Linked DNA regions of Mus musculus: regions 1 and 2 are each linked to region 3. Evidence: chromatin loops called from intact Hi-C (ENCODE). Cell type or tissue: gastrocnemius. All regions are shown on one strand.

Evidence for each region. A loop is a pair of places that touch in the nucleus more often than their neighbours do. Peaks named below come from ENCODE experiments on the same cell type or tissue, not always from the same donor. Only the 100,000 strongest peaks of a DNase experiment are listed, where the experiment ranks them.
Region 1: a loop joins it to region 3, with 3 times the contacts of the local background. A loop is called at or near these places in 23 of 42 quality-filtered maps.
Region 2: a loop joins it to region 3, with 27 times the contacts of the local background. A loop is called at or near these places in 3 of 42 quality-filtered maps.

Annotation. Positions count from the first base shown.
Region 1 is chr5:107,603,827-107,606,326 of GRCm38, reverse strand. It overlaps Rpap2 (RNA polymerase II associated protein 2), which reads right to left. Exons shown (of 13, transcript NM_144911.3): 5 at 2,441-2,500. Among named protein-coding and RNA genes, the nearest start is that of Rpap2, 7.4 kb to the right of the region's middle. In gastrocnemius, no CTCF peak of the experiment used is centred here; no DNase peak of the experiment used is centred here.
Region 2 is chr5:107,596,032-107,598,531 of GRCm38, reverse strand. Glmn (glomulin, FKBP associated protein) reads left to right here and starts at 893. Exons shown (of 19, transcript NM_133248.2): 1 at 893-988; 2 at 1,670-1,744. The coding sequence starts at 1,706. Rpap2 (RNA polymerase II associated protein 2) reads right to left here and starts at 836. Exons shown (of 13, transcript NM_144911.3): 1 at 672-836; 2 at 1-10. The coding sequence starts at 744. In gastrocnemius, a CTCF peak has its summit at 1,061; DNase peaks (open chromatin) are centred at 636 and 895; H3K4me3 peaks cover 1,779 bases; H3K27ac peaks cover 1,486 bases.
Region 3 is chr5:107,899,210-107,901,709 of GRCm38, reverse strand. Rpl5 (ribosomal protein L5) reads right to left here and starts at 1,182. Exons shown (of 8, transcript NM_016980.2): 1 at 1,064-1,182. The coding sequence starts at 1,066. In gastrocnemius, a CTCF peak has its summit at 1,231 (motif pointing left); DNase peaks (open chromatin) are centred at 418 and 1,197; H3K4me3 peaks cover 1,516 bases; H3K27ac peaks cover 1,170 bases.

The sequences.
Region 1 (2,500 bases), 300 kb after region 3:
GTATACGGTATTCTTTACTTATGTACAACTGAACAGTTTGACGTTTTTGCTACCATGTAAATGCTGTAAGCTTTTTTTTTTTTTTTTTTTTTTTTTGAGATGGGATCTCACTTTGTACTCTGGGATGGCCCAAAACTCACAGTGTAACTCAGGTTGGCTTTGAATTTGTGAATTTGTGGCATCCTACTGCCTCAGCTAACCAAGTATTGGAATTTCAGTGTGAGCCACAACAATAACCTTAATAAAAAATGGTTTTTAAAGACTACATTTAATACTTTCACTTTTTTAATTGTCTAATTTGTATACAAGGGCATGTATGTGTATACACACGCCCGGCATGCATATGGTACATCTTTTCCACGTGGTCATGAGGACATAGTGTTGTGGCCCACCAGTACTGGTACTAGAGCAGGAATACGGACTAGCAGGGCAAGAGACATGGTGGGTTGACGTTTTTAATATTTCCCACAACAGGTGGCGCCCAACATGGCATGTGTATCTGTGTGTGCACTCATGTACACAAGCAGTACCTATGTGTCTGTGTGAGCACTCACCTCTGCGGCTGGAGGGTAACAGGGTGTGCTATTCAATTACTCATCTCCTCATGGTTTTTAGACTGGGTCTCTCTCACTGAATTCTGAGCTTCCACTTTTGGCTCAGTTGACTGGCTAGTGAGCCATCAGGGTCTGCCTGTCTCCAACCTCCAGTGCTGAGGTTGTGAACACATGGCATTAAACTCCTGAGATATCTCCTTTTAAAATACATACAAAGTTTGCTCTCTTAATCCTTTTTTTTTTTTTTCTTTTGAGACAGAGGGTTGCTGTGTAGCCCAGTGGGCTTCAAACTCTAAGTTCTTTTGCCCTGGCCTCTCGGGAGCTGGGACAGAGGCAATGCCACACACCTGTTACTCATCACTATGGTTTTTTTTTTTTTTTTTTTTTTTTTGGTTTTTTGAGACAGGGTTTCTCTGTATAGCCCTGGCTGTCCTGGAACTCACTCTGTAGACCAGGCTGACCTTGAACTCAGAAATCCGCCTGCCTCTGCCTCCCGAGTGCTGGGATTAAAGGCGTGCGCCACCACGCCCGGCCATATCACTATGTTTTAGTGTACATTCAATGACATAAGTTCACATTGTTGTACAACTCTTCAGTATATATCTTTGGAATTCTTCTCAGAGCACAAAACTGAAATAACACCCATGAAACAGTAACATTTTATTCCTACCTTCTTTGATAAGCTTCATTCTGCTATAAAAATTATTACTTTAGGAACCTTGTGTGAGTCGGTTATGCAGTCTTTGTCCTTTTGGGTTAGTTTTCTGCACTTGATGTCTTCAAAGTTCCTATAACACTTACCTTCTTTTTAAACTCAGAATATCATTCTACTCTATGCCTATATTTTATAGTTATCAATATTTTTATACATTTACCCTGGTACACATAGCTCAGCAATTTTTTCAAGGCATATAACAAAGAATATGAAGGCTTGTTCATGAAGAATGTGATACATTTTTGGGCTTGTAACTGTACTTAGCATTAGTGAGCCCTTCTAGTATGTAAGAGGCTCTGGGTTTGAACCCCAGCCTTCTTCCACTTCATGGTGTGAAACAGATTCCAAAACAGGCTCTAAAGGTGGATGTACTAGCCTTCATTCTCATCTTTGTGAGTTGTACAACGAACTCACTGTGTTTAGAGTGGCTTTTTCTCCAATTACTGAAAAGACTGAATGCGTTTTTGAATGTTCATTAACCATTTGTATTTAGTATATAAAAGTTTCCATTACGTTGCCTTCCTCTTAGACTACACTTTCTAGCTATCAACTTTTAGAAAATACAACTTTACATCTTTCTCTTGTTCATTTATAATGGACAAAATCTCTAAATTTAATATAAGAAAGTTTACCAGCTTTCCATATATGGTCTACTTTTCTGCCCAAGTTTTGAGAGAGGTCTGCCCTGCCTTTCTCAAACCTGCTTTTGCTGGGATAAGCAGTTCTCACGTTTTTTTATCAGGATGACTAACTGTGCTGCCTCTAGCTGCTCAAACCCATCCCTCCTATGACATGCAGGGTTCATATGTGTGATCAGTCTGCTCCTGGCTCATCCCTGTCACCACGGCTTACTTGTCTGCATTTATACTAGCATGTATTCATGTTTTCAAATGTTCAAATCATTTTTGAGCTAGAGAGGTAGCCCAGAGAAGCCTCAAACTTGCTGCAGGGCCGAGAATAAATCTAACCCTTGACTCTCCGGTCTCTGCCACACCCAGCTTCAAGTCTTATTAAAGCTCAAGCAAGAAATTTTCTTAGTACCTTAGCTTTTAACAGAAACAACCTGTAAATATAGCTATTTTCTAACAGACAAATTTTAAAGTAAAAAAATTAAAGTTTTGTACAATTTCATTTAAAAATTAACTGCCACTTTCAATAGCTCTGAACTTACCTTCCTTTCAGTAATATCATAGACTTTATTGGTTTTAGTAGAAATTCGATATTTCTGTTT
Region 2 (2,500 bases), 300 kb after region 3:
TGTTTAGTACCTACAATTGAAGAGAGAAAAGTCAAGTGCCAATGCATTTGATGTAGCAGAGTAGTCCCCAAATATCACACTGTAGGCACCATTTCCTTTTCTCTCACACATCTCATTTCCAACTTCGATGTGTACAAAAAAAGAAAAACAACCCCCCCCCCAGAAAAACAAAAACAAAAGGGGGGGCTAAACAGGAAGCAAATTCAATTGTTTCTGTAAATTAATTACATTTTACATTTTCATGACGGCAGTCTCTTCGAGGACTCTTTCTCATCGGATGCGCTTTAATCAAGTGCTTTTAAAACACTCTCTAAACTGGGTTCCTTTAGAATAAACATTGCTCAGTCTCCCAAATGTTTGTTCCCTTGCCTAAAGAGAGGAGTCTGAGACCTCAGAGACCAGATATCAAAGCAATCCAAGGTTCAAGGCAACTGACCACCACCTGCCTTGGCCACTTGTTCCCACGTACGGGTAGATCCTAAAACCCCTGTGTAAGAGTGTGGGATTCCTCCCCCGAAGGCACTAGGACAGCCTGCGTTGGGAAGCTCTGGGCCTCATCCACCCGGAGTTCTCGCTCTCCCCGGCGCAGCCTCAGAAAGAGGCCCGCGCGTGCGTGGTACTCAAACCAAGGTCTCAGGGTCCCAGCCTGGGACGGTGGCTCTTGTTCGTACCGGTAGCATCTCGGTGGGTGCTGGAAGCCCGGGTACTTGGGCCTAGAGAGCAAGGTACGGCAGAGTCAGCCATGGGGAAATGCGGTCAGAAGAGGGGGTCGGGACAGCACATCTACCTCCTCACGCTTCGCCCGGAACCGGGCTGGGGGCGGGCCCAGGGAGGGCGGGGCGAGCGGCGGAGGGGGCGGGCCCAGGGCGGGGCGGGGCGAGCGGCGGAGGGGGAGGGTCCGGTCCGGGGGCGGGGCCAGGAGTGCGGCCTGCGCTACCTGAAGTGGAGAAGGAGGAGGAGGGCAAGAGGCAGGCGCGTGGATCGGCGGGTAGGTAGACATGCTGGGTCGGGCGGATCGGGCTCGCCGAACAGGACCTGCGCCGCACGCGGCTCTCCTGCTCGGCCTCTGGAGGTGCTGGAGCCTGGACACCCTGCCCTGCAGGAGCAGGGAGAAATGGCCTCCCTTCGCCTCAGCCAGGCGCGGTAGGGTGTGATTTTCCTGTTCGCGCCTGCGGGGCAAGGACCTTCGCTGCTGGCCTCCTTTTCGTGATACTCGGTGATCTCACTGACGATTGTTTATGTGAGGAGGGAGATCCTGTGGAGAATGGGGTGGGCGGCATCGGAATCTTCAACTTCTTTGGGTGACTTAATTATGTTGGATTCCAGTTTTTGTCAATGGGACATTTAAAAAAATTACTTAATGATTAGATTTTTCATTCCAGGTCCACAATTTGGATTTTTGTTTTCCTTTTAAACAAAGGCTTTTCTAGTAGTTCTTTCTAGGGCTCTTTTTATTTTTTTACTCGTCATTCTTTAAAAATTACTTTCTTTAGGCATTATATCAGGGGCTTTTAAAAATGCTTCATTAGGCTAACACAGTAACGTTCAGTAATAGCAGTTAACCTATAAAACTTTACATTGTGTTTGTTGTCTAATAATTCAGAATGAAACGGTTTATGAAACATAATTTACATGGTATCACACAATTAACTGGGTTTTTTTGTATTAGTTCATTACAGCATCAAAATTAGGAAAATAATTAGGAATGGCTGTGGAGGAACTTCAGAGCATAATAAAAAGATGTGTAAGTACTTCTCCGAAAACACCTTTAAATATATGGGAAGGGCATAGAGTATCTTTACTTTGTGGTCACTCATGTTATTTATCTTAACTAAATTCTGCTTCTTCTTTTTTGACTTGTAAATATCAAAAAATCAGGAAAGTAGATTAGATGATAATGATGATGGTGGTGGTGACTTTCAATCCTAGTACTTTTGGGAGGCAAAGGCAGAGGGGTCTCTGATTTTGAGGCTGGCCTGGTTTACATGGTAAATTTCCAGGACAGCTTGGGCTATGGAGAGAGAGAGAGAGACCCTCGCTCACAAGGGGCATAAGGGGCTAGAGAGATGGTTCAGTGGTTAAGAGCACTTGTTCTTGCGGAGGACCTGGGTTCATTTCTCAAAACCCAGGCCCTGTTCTGGCCCACAATGGGCATCAGGCACATGCATATGTATGAAGGTAAACGTTAGTAAATTGTATTTAAAAGCATATTAAATCATGTACATGTCTGTTTATGTGTGTTGGTAGGGGGTATATATGAGTATAAGTGCCTGGCATGGAAGCCGTAGCGTTAGGACCACTCAGAGCTGGAGTTACAGGTGGTTGTGAGCCACCTGATCTGGGTGCTGGGAATTGAACTCAGGTCCTCTGCAAGGATAGTATTTGCTCTTATCTACCAAACCATTTCTCTAGTCCCAGTAGTCTTTAATTTTAAATTTCTTATTGTTTTCATAAGTTTCTCTGGTACAGTAGGTTCAAGATCACTCCTTAAGCCATACTG
Region 3 (2,500 bases):
TTTTTTTATTTAACTATGTAACAAAATCATGCCCAAGTTTCAAAAGCAAATTATTACAAGTGTCAACTTCTATAGCATGTTTCTAAGCTGACCGGAAACAAGAATCGCTGTTGTGCAGTGCTCAACCTTTAATAAGGTTAGTTCCTCATGCTGTGGTGACCCTTCCCCAAACCATAAATCTCGTTGCTGCTTCGTTAATTTAATCTTGTAGTTATTCATCGTTAATACAAATATCTGACAGATGGGTTAAGAACCAGATGGAGAACTGCTGTTGCACTGGTTCTCTTCGCCAAACACACCTAACTAAGCCTCAGAAAACACGTAAAGATGGCTGGGCGGAATAGGGCACCGACCCAAGTCGCTCCATCCACAACTGCAGGCTCCTTACTACAACTTGCAGGTACAAAGACATTTTCGTACTGCCTTTAAACAATCTTTCAATTCCTGTACCACTGATCGATCCCTACGCCAAACCGCCGGGATGTATCACCTACACCGGAGCCAATCTGTGCCGACAACTGCACACCTCACCGAGAAAGTTCAACCACTCGGCGCTCACTTCCTCCCTGCCTAAACCGGGCTCAAATGGCAGAGTACGATCTACAATTACTCCTCGCAAATGAAGAGCTGCACCCCACCTCTCAAGTCCGATCTCAGCAAATCTCTGAAAACAGGGCCAGACTCTGGCCAGGAAGAGCCAGGGGCCGCCACATCCCTTCCGGGACGCAGCAGCGCCACGGCCTCCACTGACAGACACTCCCGGCTTCAGGGCTCTGTGCGAGGCCGAGGGATTCGGGCTTCCGTGGCACGGCCTCCTGACGACCCCGGAGACAACTGCGGCTGGCAGCCGGACTCGGAAGCCTCGTCCCGAGCACCCTCCGCCGCGGCCCCTCCCCCGGCTGGCACCCGGCAGCCATTAGGCCACGCTGGAACGGCGGGCGCAGAGCCGGGAATCGAATGCCATCTGCCCCCCGGGTCGCACGAGCCGACCCCGAGCGGGCATCCGCGAGAGGAGGGGGCACCCCGGTGCACGCACGGGCCTGAGACCCAGATGCCCACTCACCATCCTGCGGAATAGAGACCCGCAACCGCGGCTCCACGCAGACCTGCAGAGTCGGCCGCGCTAAGGGGGAAAAAGACCGGAGTCACGTACGCATGCGCAGTATGTAGCACCACCAGCACGCAAGCGACGTGAGAAAGAGTGGCTGTAGGCCTCAAGATGCGCGGGCTATCGCCCCCTGCCGGTAGGAGGATGAATGTCATCTTCCTCCTCTCAACGAGCATGGAGGATGGGCGATGAGAAAGGGAAATAGAGGCTTTTTGCGAGGACTTTTTTTTTTTTTTTTTTGGGGGGGGGGTGGTTTTTCGAGATAGGGTTTCTCTGTGTGACCCTGGCTGTCCTGGAACTCACTCTGTAGACCAGGCTGGTCTCGAACTCAGAAATCAGCCTGCCTCTGCCTCCCAAGTGCTGGGATTAAAGGCGTGTGCCACCACTACCGGGCAGGAGGACATTTTTAAAAACACGCTCGGCATGCACGCACACACACCACACTTATATAATTATTTTTCTAAGCAGGAGGGGGTAAAAATTAAGTTAAATACATGAATTTGCCTATGCTGAAATCTTGCCTTCTCCATGACTTGACTCACTTCTGGAATATATATTTCGGAATTCCCAGCACACAGGGCCGCCGGGAAGCTCAGCCTCAGAGCCTCAAGTTTGAGTTAGAAGAGACTCTTCTGCCTTTGCATAGCATCTTGACATCTGCTTCAAGCATACTTTTCATTCTCCAGCACTTCTCAGAGTGCTGACCTCCAGTCAATTCTTAGTTACCTGTTACATGGTGAAAACAAAACAAAACCCACTGCACTCTCCTGTTGCCTTTATGCTTCCATTGTCCCCAGAATTCCTGACATTATGAGCGCCGCCTCCTCCATCACTCTTAGTCCCCTTCCTCAAGAAGTTTCTTTTTAGGACTGGGTGTGCAGCTAAGAATTGCAGCCTCAGTACTTAGAAGGGAGAGGAAAAAGAATCAGAAAGTGCAAGGCTAGCCTAGGCTACCTAGTGAATTGGAAGCCAGCCTGGGCTGCCTGAAGGAAAAGAAATGCATACAAACAATTATTTAAACACGTGAAAGAACAGTTATAAGGCTGAGAGCTTTAGAAAGTCTAAAAAAAGTCTGAGAGCCGGGCAGTGGTGGTGCACGACCTGGGAGGCAGAGGCAGGCAGATTTGAGTTTGATGCCAGCCTGGTCTACAAAGTGAGTTCCAGGTCAGCCAGGGCTACACAGAGAAATCCTGTCTCGGAAAACCAAAGTCAATGAGAATGCAATTTGAAAATTGCTTCCCTAGCCGGGCGTGGTGGCGCACGCCTTTAATCCCAGCGCTCGGGAGGCAGAGGCAGGTGGATTTCTGAGTTTAAGGCTAGCCTGGTCTACAGAGTGAGTTCCAGGACAGCCAGGGCTACACAGAGAAACTCTGTCTCAAAAAACAAAACGAA